Regions from separate parts of the Mus musculus genome. Here region 2 is linked to region 1. The links are chromatin contacts, found by POLR2A ChIA-PET in ENCODE. All regions are on one chromosome and are shown on one strand. Each heading gives the region's core, a stretch centred on a gene start or an enhancer-like site at or near the end of the contact. The rest is flanking DNA. Distances are from core to core; before and after follow the strand shown.

Region 1 (4,802 bases), core at 1,565-4,064:
TGGTGATTTTTATGACTCTTATATGAGTGCATCTTCATGTGAGATGTGAAAAATGGAGGCTTCTACAATAAGCCACACCTCTCTGCATTGGTTTCTCCAGGTTGGTGTCTATAATGCTACTATATACTCACCTATGATCACCTCTCTAGGTTTCAGGTTTTAATATTCCCATGTTTACATTCATCAGTGCAGTATACATTCATTAGTTCATTAGTTCTTGGGTGTTACTTGGTAGACAGTGTGTGCTTACTCCATGTGAGGCCCCTGTGCCACCCTGAGCACATCACCCCTCAAAATGTGTTCTTACCCTTCTTTGGCCCTGATCTACTGTTTTAGGGTAACAAGCACTTATTATATTCCCTAAGCATCATGGTATGGTGTTCTACTGGTTCCCCAGTTAAAACTAATTCTACTAAAGATAAAGAAGTCTCTCTAATTTAAAATGTTGCATTGCCCGGATTTATACTGAGATCTAAGCAAATCTTAATGGCATTCTTATGTTGCTAGGTAGCATGTTTGTTCCCAAGAAACTAGCTTATCACTGCTATTCAAAAGAAAAATACAATCCCAGCAGGGGTGGCACACGGCTTTAATCCTAGAGTTTGGGAGGCAGAGGCGGGTGGATTTCTGAGCACAAGGCCAGCCTGGTCTACAGAGTGAGTTCCAGGAAAGCTAGGGCTACACAGAGAAACCCTGTCTCAATAAACAAAAACAACAACAACAAAAAAAGAAACAAACAAACAAAAAGAGAAAAAGAAAAAAACAAAACAACCCACAGTCATATTTTCAACACTAGTCTCCTACCAAAGGCTTGCTTGGTTTAGTTAAGTTATCCTAATAAAGTCAATCTCTTTTGGTAGACTAGTCTTGCTATGTTTGCCAGGGCTGATATTATGAACTCTACTATAAAATACAATCCATTCACTAACACATCTTATCTTTATTGTCCTTACCTTATCTAATCTTATAGCTTTCTCATATAAAAGCAAGTATAGGGTTGGTCAGTGGTGGCGCACGCCTTTAATCCCAGCACTGGGGAGGCAGAGGCAGGCGGATTTCTGAGTTCAAGGCCAACTCAGTTCCAGGACAGCCAGTCACAGAGAAACTGTCTCAAAAAAACAAACAAAACAAAAAAAGTAAGTATAGGAAACATAATAACATAGTGACAAGTCACTAAGAATAAGTTGTAGTTTGTTTGTTTATCGAGACAGGGCCTCATTGTAGCTATGGCAGGCCTAGGATTTGCTATGTAGCCTCAAAAGCTCCAGATCAGTTTGCCTCTGCAGACCTCTCCAGTGCTTTGAGCTAGTCACTGCACCCAGCAAGTTGTAACTAATTTAAAAAACAAAACAAAACAACAAAAAACATAGTCCCCTACACCATATACATACACACATTCTCAAAACAATTTTTTTGGGGGGAGGGGGGTTCAAGACAGGGTTTCTCTGTATATATAGCCCGGGCTGTCCTGTAACTCACTCTTTAGACCTGGTTGGCCTCAGAACTCAGAAATCCACCTGCCCCTGCCTTCCAGTTGCTGGGATTAAAGGCATGCGCCACCACAGGGTGGCCCCAGATGCTTTTTTTTAAATAAATGTATGCGGAGTATGTAGAATGTCAAATAAGACTCTGCAAAAGGACAACTTCTAGGCTAAGTCTGGTAAGAATAATCATTAGTGATGCATGTAGCACCCACATTGATAAAAAGGGTTACTGCCCAGCTCTGGTCTAGACATTGTTGCTACTGTATTGTAAAACTCCGTGATAGAATAGTTTTTGAAGAGAGACAAAACCCTAGTTTGTATTATTTCCATAATACTGTCAGTGAAGTCAAGAAACAAATTATGGAGGCAAAGGTCTTTTTTTCTTTGTTTGCCCCAAAGGCATCTCCCAATTTCTCATAGCTATAACTACTTTTAAACTCACGATCTCCAAACCTCTAACTGCTTTCAGGCTGACAAATCTGCTCAGTAGCTCTGCCCTTGCAAACAAAGCTCTTGCAAGCAGGAGGCCCCGTGCAAAACAACAACAAATAGAAAAACCTTCAAGTGTTGCAGGACCTTCAGCACCACCACCCTACAGAAGCTTATCTCTAGAACAGTTCTAGTTTCAAGGAGATCTGAACGGTCCCTTCCCAACCTGGCTAGTGAAAGCAAACTCCAGAGTAACTAACCCGCGACGAGAGATGCACATTCTTGGGAGCTAACCTGTAAAGAGCACTCGGGAGCAACGCGACAGCCTAAGTTAAAGTCTATGCAGGCAAAGTGTACCCCACCCCCACTTGGTCAATATCCTGAGTAGGTACTTGACTTGATTCTCGAGATTCACCCTCCTAGCCCTGATCCCCCCTTCCCAGTCATGATCCACCCTCATTGTCTTGCGTTCCCCGTAGCACAGAGCTGGGAAGCGGCTCGTGGAACTGTGCAAATACTTGCCATTCCACCCCCACCCCTCCATCCTGTTGCTCACCGGTGCTGTAGCCCCACGAGTCCCAGAGTGATCACATGCGGCACATCTAGCTGCGTGGGCCAGTCTCCAGAAGCGATGCACCCAAACACACCACATTCCTCGCGGATCCCCAACTCCTCCAGCTCCATGGCGCCTCGGAAAGCACGTGGAGGGACCTGCTGCCGCGGCGTGGTCCAAGCACCAACCAGCTGTCCGCTCCGCTATCGAACGCCTCAAGAGGCTCGCGCTACTGACTGCCTCCTTCCCGGGCGGGCTAGGTTCTCGCTACTGCGGCGGCGCGCTTCATAGAAGGGGCGTGACCAGTTCTGCCTCCCGCTCTCCGCCAATCAGCTAGGGCAAAGAGAGGGGCGGGGCTACGGAGTCAAAGAGGTGGGGAGGAGGCCGAGGTCAGGATCGCTACTTTCTCTGCACGTGGGAGGCTCCGTTATTTTCCCGCGCCCAAGGAGTAGGTGATGAGAGTGGCGCAGCTGATCGCGTGGGTCCCTCAGAAAACCTGAGCCGTTCGTGCCCCCTGGTCTCACGCCGTCCCCCGGCCGTCAGGACTTGGTCCGCTCCAACCCAGAAACCTCTCCGGCCAGCGGGGGCCTTGCAGCATGCGCGCCACTTTTTGGCTGCCTGCGGGGAGGGGCCGCCCGGAAGCGGGGTCGCGTCAGCGCGCCTGCGCGGCGGGAAGCCTGGGGACACGACTCCAGCCCCAAGCACAGCCAGCCCGGTACTTCGGGTTCGCCGGTGGGCTGTGGGGCTAGGGCGTGTCCTTGATATTGCACCTCCCTTTCCCGCCCTCTGATCCTGTGGTCGCCCTTGTTTTCCAGAACACTGCCCTTTTTTCCCGCGCGGTCTGCTCCTCTAGTTCACCTCGGATAATGGCGACAGCCGTAGGTGAGTAACTTGCTTTCGGACCCTAGGGTCCCCCAGCCCTCCGTCAGAGAGCTAGCAGGCTTGACGCATACACGTGCGGCCCCGAGGTCGGATGCAGGCCTTCCGACAAAGTGCCTGATCGGGTTCCCCAAGACGGCGCCTGGGGCCCGGAGCCTGCACACATGGTCCAGGCGCTGGAAGACGTGCGTTAAACTCTTAAGCACCCAGAGCCTATTTAAATAGCCAAAAGAAGGCCCCGGGACGGGAAGGAAAGTAGCAGAGTGGGAAAGTACTCTGAAGGTGAAATGGCCAGAAACTAACCAAGTGCCTAGAAACCTTGTAATAAGCAGATAAACAACCAAGAAAATCTATCAGGGTTTTTGTTTATTCTGGTAAAGTTAATATGCCAATAATCTCCTTTACTGCAAGTTTCGTAGTTTAAAGTGTTTGAAAACAGGTCCAAAATTTTTTGATCAGATGCTTCTTTGCAATCCCTGGAATTTGGGATTGTGGGCGTGGGCTAGTAACACCCTTAGGATATGGGTGTGGAGAGTGCAAAGTTACTTTATCCACTAACAAAACACTGTCTTGGAACAACACAAGTTTCTAGATTAATAAGGAAGCAGATCCTGTGGGCACTCCAACATTCTTTCCCACCTATGAAAACCACCCTGAAGTTTATAGGTAGTACAGCTCCATAAAATTGGGAATTAGGGCCAGACTTTTTCTGAGACAATCCACAGCGCCAGTACTTCTAAACTAGTAAAAATCTTAGAATCTAACCTCTTCCCCACATCTGATGTGGCCCTGTGCTGACAAGGGTCCGAAGAAGGTGTTCATATCTATAGTTTAATTTTGAATGGCTGTAAACTACCCTATAGATTCTGGGAACTGGACCTGGGTGCACTGTAAAACATCGGAGTGTTCTTAATTGCTGAGCAATCTCTCTGGCTTCTATTTTACTTTGTTGGTTTTGTATCCGTGGTTGTGTGCACTTGAGTACAGATGCACAGAAGCCAGGGCCTGTCTTGAAGCAGGAGTACACATGAGCCACCCAGTGTAACTGCTGTGAACTGAATTTGGATCAAGTATTGACTAAAACTCGTGTCTCCCATATTAAATCAGTATCTTGTGTCTGTTGCTCTTTAGTATTTAGCAGCCCAATGGTTCTTGGGTTAAATCTACATAGCTAATGAGTTAGTAATGAACTAGATAGAAGGCAACAGTGGGTCAGGCTGAGTATAGAGATTTTCAAGAGGACACAAACATTAAGGAAGTTAGAGTTCCAGAAAGGAAATTTACAGCTCAAAACTGGAGTTAGACCATGAGGGGCTTTTTAAACTTTGTTAATTCTTCTAAACATTAAGTTAGGAAGATGGCTATATTCATCTTTTACCTCACTGAACTATAGTGGAAATATTAGACAAGTTATTTATCACCAATGTCAACCAGAATCAAATTTAGCGTAGTTGAGG
Region 2 (4,802 bases), core at 588-3,087, 310 kb after region 1:
ACGTGGTTGCTGGGATTTGAATTTAGGACCTTTGGAAGAGCAGTCGGTACTCTTAACCGCTGAGCCATCTCACCAGCCCCAGTCTTGTGTATCCTTAGCCTGGCCTCAGACTAGCTATGTAGCTGGACATGACTTTGAACTGCAGTCCTTTTGCCTTGAACCCTAAGTATCTGGATTACTGACCCAAGCCACCAACCTGGTCTCTCTCTTCACCAATTCAATGGGAAGGAGTTCTTGTTTCGTTTGCTTTTCATTTCCCTCTTCCTCAATTTTATTCCTCTAAGAGTTCTTTTCAAATCTGATTCAATGCACGGAGCTTGCACTGAAAAGACTCTGGTGCGCAGCGGCCTATACCTGTAAGACCAACACTCCAGAGGTGGAAAGACCACAATTTGGATGCCTGCCTAGACTATGTAGGGAGACTGTCCCAGAAAAAACAGCCATTGAAATCTTTGGTGGTCAAGTACCTTAGGGCCTTCATTCCGCCTTGCCTTCAATTTTGTACCAACTAGTAATATATTGTAGGGTTTTGTTTTGTTTTGTTTTTTTTTTTTGAAAGATGGGTTCTACAGCGTGCCAGAAAAGAGGTAAAGGAAAATGTCAGAGAAACCTGAAGCTCTGCTTCCAGCCTCTTAGCACCCACCTGCTGCTACCTCTGTAGTAATGCCAACGAGAGGTTCACACATTTAGATCCGGAAATGCCGGGCCCTGAAGGCGGCCGAGAGCTTTAAACTCTAGCTGGTAGTTCACTAACTACAAATTAAAGGCTACAAGGCCCACTTCCAGGAAGACATTAAAAGCAGGCTAAAAAAGCATTTCAGGTGAGAAGGGACAGGACCTGAGACTCCCTGTCCCCATTATAAGACGTCAGGTACTGAACTGGACTTGGCTTTGTCTCAACCCCCACAAGGACTGATTTTCTCCTGGTTAAGAGTTTGCAATGTGAAAGCATTTTGACCTCATGAAGCTTAAAATTACAGTTAAGCATAAAGATCTGTGTAGGCAGGCACTTAGATTTTGTTTCTTTGATTGAGAAAGGTCTCACTTTGTAGCTATGGCTGGCCTGAAAATTCTTACATAGCACACTAAAGCTTTAAGCTCTCAGCAATCCTCCTGCCTCTGTCTACTGAATTCTGAGTCTGATTGCAGACAAGAGCAATCCCCCACCCCCGGGCCCCCCAATTTGTCAAGTCAATGACCTGGATCTCCTGGTGCTCACGCCTTTCAAGTAGGATTACAGACTTGTGCAGCCAGGGCCGATTTTCGGGTTTTGTATTGTTTTTTAATTTCTTGCACTAGTGTCCCTAAGTAGCCCAGGTTGATCTTGAACTCCGGCCTTTAACTCTTGATCCTCCAGTCTCAACAGCATTCTGAGTGTTGGGATTAACGGCGAGAGCCCACACGCCAGGCCTGAACAGTATTTTTCGAGGCTTCAGCCTTACTTAAGAGGCCAGTGACAATACTTCTCAAGAGGGCGGTCAATGCCTGCACGTTTTTTCCTCCAACAACCCCAATTCTCGTGCACGCCCGGGTAAGGCTGGGGCTAACTTCTGCTATTTGTTTATAAAAGAAAGAAGCTCAGGGAGTAGGTTCCGCCCCTTTAATGAGCCTAAGGCGGGAGTCGGGGGCCGGGCGGATTAGGTAAGTTTCCCCCGAGGCGCGCCCCCAGGCAGGCCAGGAGTCCACTTCGAGCCTCGGGACCGAGGGGCGGGGCGCGCTCGGCGGCCACGCGCGCGGGCGGGGAAGGGGGCGTGTCGGCGGGCGCGCGCGGACGGCGAGGGGGCGTGTCCGGCGGGCGGGCGGGCGGCGACGGCGCGGGCCGGGTGCGCGGCGCAGCGTCCTGTGCTGGAATGTGCGGCTCCCGCGAGCTCGCGGCGCAGCAGCAGAAGACCGAGGAGCGCCGCCGAGGCCGCGGGCCCCAGACCCGGGCGGCCGGGACCGCAGCGACGGCAGAACCAGGGCCGGCGGTCTGATCCCGCTCCGCGATCGCACCCCGGGATCTCGAGGGCCTCGACGCCCAACTTTTCCCCGCTCTCCCTCCCCTCCCCTCCCCCGAAAGTCCAGCAACAAAGAAAAGGAGTTGGAGCGGCGGCGACGCGGGGGTGGCGGACCGTGGGCGCACAGTTCAGAGGGTAGGACGCGGCGGAGCGAGGAGAGCGACGGGGGAGGGCGGCGGGCAGGCGCGGAGCGGCGCGAGGCGCTGTCCAGGGCTGATTTGCAGATACTGTGGCTCGGGCGGCGCGGCGGCCGGGCGGGGGCGGGATCGAGTTACGGAGCGAGTCACGGGCTGGGCCGGGGGCTGGTGCGGAGCGGCGTGGGCATCGGCCCCCAGCGGAGCACGGGGAGGCCCTTCCGCACGGCGCTGAGATCCGGGGCCACGGAGGCCGGAGCGCCGCTGCTGGTGACCGCGGTCCTGAAACTTCCCCCCTCCGCCCTCCCTCCGCCTCGGGCCCAACGCCCCCGGCCCCGCCGGCGTCCCAGGCTCGCCGCCCCCTCCCCCCCAGTCGTAGCAGGGCCGGAAGGCGGCCGCCCCGCTTGACTCAGCCCGGGGCACGGGCGGCGCCGGCGGCAGGCTGGACAGCGATTTCTGCGGCCCGCGCTGGCTCTGCGCAGCGGGGGAGCGAAGTTCGCAAACTTCCGGGCCACGGGGGCGGCGGTGGCGGCCCGCGTGGGGCCCCTCGCAGCGACCGGGGGCCGACAGCCTCGGGAGGGCGCCGCGGAGCCCCGGTACAGGCCCGATCGGACGCGGGTAGCGAGGTAACTTTTCCGCCCAGTCCCGGCCGGGCTAGTGGCGGGCGGCGGGGGAGGGGGCTGCGGGGCCGCGGCCGGCCGGGGAGGCGCCTCTAGGGTGGTGGGCAGCGCGTGAGGTCCGAGCCCAGGCACCGCCCGCGGGTTGGTGGCGGAGAGGAAGCAAGAGGGCCCAAGTTTGCAAAGAGCTGCTTTGTGTTTGGTATTTTGAGAAAATGGCCGAATGCCTATTTCAGTTAGGAATGCCGCCGCCGAGGCCGGCGCTGGTGGCAGCGGCACATAGGAATTCGGTGCAACACGTTGCTCTCGGGCTGTGCTTAGCACAGTCTGCCCGAGAGACGTGGAGATTTCCTTGGGAGTGTGGCTGCCGAGGTGCGTGGGGGAAGCTTTAGAGTGGATGTTGAGGTCCGTTGTGGAATCCGTGGGGCTGTTGAACTAGGGGAGAGCCGTTTCCTGTGATGGCATTCGGGCTCAACTTTTTGTTGGGGCATGTAACTGAGCGAGCGAGTGAGCGGGCGAGCTTGTGTTTTAGACTCTAGGTGAAGCGGCCCGCTTTTAGTATTTTCGGTTTTTAGTTTGTCTTTTAGTACTTTTTTTATTCTTTGCATATCTTGCCTTTAATAATTTGCAAGAGGCACACTGAGTTCTGAGACTGGTACCTTTGAGGCTGGAGGTTGAGACCATTTAGAAACTCAACTTGTTTTCAAGAAGGTGATCTGTAATGGCTTCCCCTAGGCAAGTAGGCCAAGTCAAGCACAATGCGGCTAAGTTGGTTGACGTGTTGAGTTGCACGACTCTTGAGGGAGTTTTCTAACAACAACAAAAAAGCACTTTAAAACTTCCCCTTTTGTGGGAAGAAGGGATCCGTAGCCACCCCTTTAAGAGTCATCAAAAAGTTTTTTAAAATTTGTTACTTTTTTCAGTTTATTCTTTTAGAGTTAGTTGAATTCTCATGAAGAAGTTGAAGTCTTGTAGATTTCTTGATGTGCTCATTAGAGGCCCCAGAATCGCCTGTGGTTTTTCTTTCTCTCTCTCTCTCTCTCTCTCTCTCTCTCTCTCTTTTCCTTTGGAGTTCTCATTCAGACCACTGAACTGTTGGAGAAGTGAGACAACAATAGTTAACTATTCAGTGATTTGGTTATTAAAATTTTAGTTAACATTAAAAATATTAGCCACCAAAAAGAAGACTTGCATGCCGGTGTAGACCCAATGGGTCAAAGAATTCGCTTTTTTTTTTTTTTTTTTTCTTCTGGCTATAGAGGAAACAGTTCCTCATCTGTTTTTGTGATTGCAATAAAGAGAATTGAAAATTCACAGCACCCTTGCCCAGGCCTATCTAGTGCTAGGATTACATGCGAGTACTGCCATACCCAACCAGAAAAAAAAGTATTTGAATGTTGTTGTTAGAAGTTAACGAAGCTTGTTGAATTTTAAAGGTTGCATTGGAAAGATGCTTGCTTTGGGTAATGAGGGCTTTATTTATTTATTTATTTATTTATTTATTTTGGGGGGTTTTGCTTTATCCAGAGTACAGTTATGGCCACCCAGGTGATGGGGCAGTCTTCTGGAGGAGGCAGTCTCTTCAACAACAGTGCCAACATGGGCATGGCCTTAACCAACGACATGTACGACCTGCACGAGCTCTCGAAAGCTGAACTGGCAGCCCCTCAGCTCATCATGTTAGCCAACGTGGCCCTGACGGGGGAGGCAAGCGGCAGCTGCTGCGATTACCTGGTCGGTGAAGAGAGGCAGATGGCCGAATTGATGCCCGTGGGAGACAACCACTTCTCAGAAAGTGAAGGAGAAGGCCTGGAAGAGTCGGCTGACCTCAAAGGGCTGGAAAACATGGAACTGGGAAGTTTGGAGCTAAGTGCTGTAGAACCCCAGCCCGTATTTGAAGCCTCAGCTGCCCCAGAAATATACAGCGCCAATAAAGATCCCGCTCCAGAAACACCCGTGGCGGAAGACAAATGCAGGAGTTCTAAGGCCAAGCCCTTCCGGTGTAAGCCTTGCCAGTACGAAGCCGAATCTGAAGAGCAGTTTGTGCATCACAT

What was found. ChIA-PET counts read pairs that join two places held with the same protein, here RNA polymerase II (POLR2A).
Region 2: POLR2A ChIA-PET joins it to region 1 with 13 read pairs in embryonic stem cell. The contact joins the promoter of Rest here to the promoter of Paics in region 1. POLR2A ChIA-PET finds 5 or more read pairs at or near these places in 3 of 5 experiments (Patski and embryonic stem cell).

The regions. Positions count from the first base shown.
Region 1 is chr5:76,948,488-76,953,289 of GRCm38, forward strand. Paics (phosphoribosylaminoimidazole carboxylase, phosphoribosylaminoribosylaminoimidazole, succinocarboxamide synthetase) reads left to right here and starts at 2,815. Exons shown (of 9, transcript NM_025939.3): 1 at 2,815-3,348. The coding sequence starts at 3,333. Ppat (phosphoribosyl pyrophosphate amidotransferase) reads right to left here and starts at 3,091. Exons shown (of 11, transcript NM_172146.2): 1 at 2,470-3,091. The coding sequence starts at 2,597. LOC115486295 (a long non-coding RNA gene) reads right to left here and starts at 2,463. Exons shown (of 2, transcript XR_003955939.1): 1 at 1-2,463.
Region 2 is chr5:77,263,657-77,268,458 of GRCm38, forward strand. It overlaps Rest (RE1-silencing transcription factor), which reads left to right and starts at 1,838. Exons shown (of 4, transcript NM_011263.2): 1 at 1,838-2,132; 2 at 4,276-4,802. The coding sequence starts at 4,285.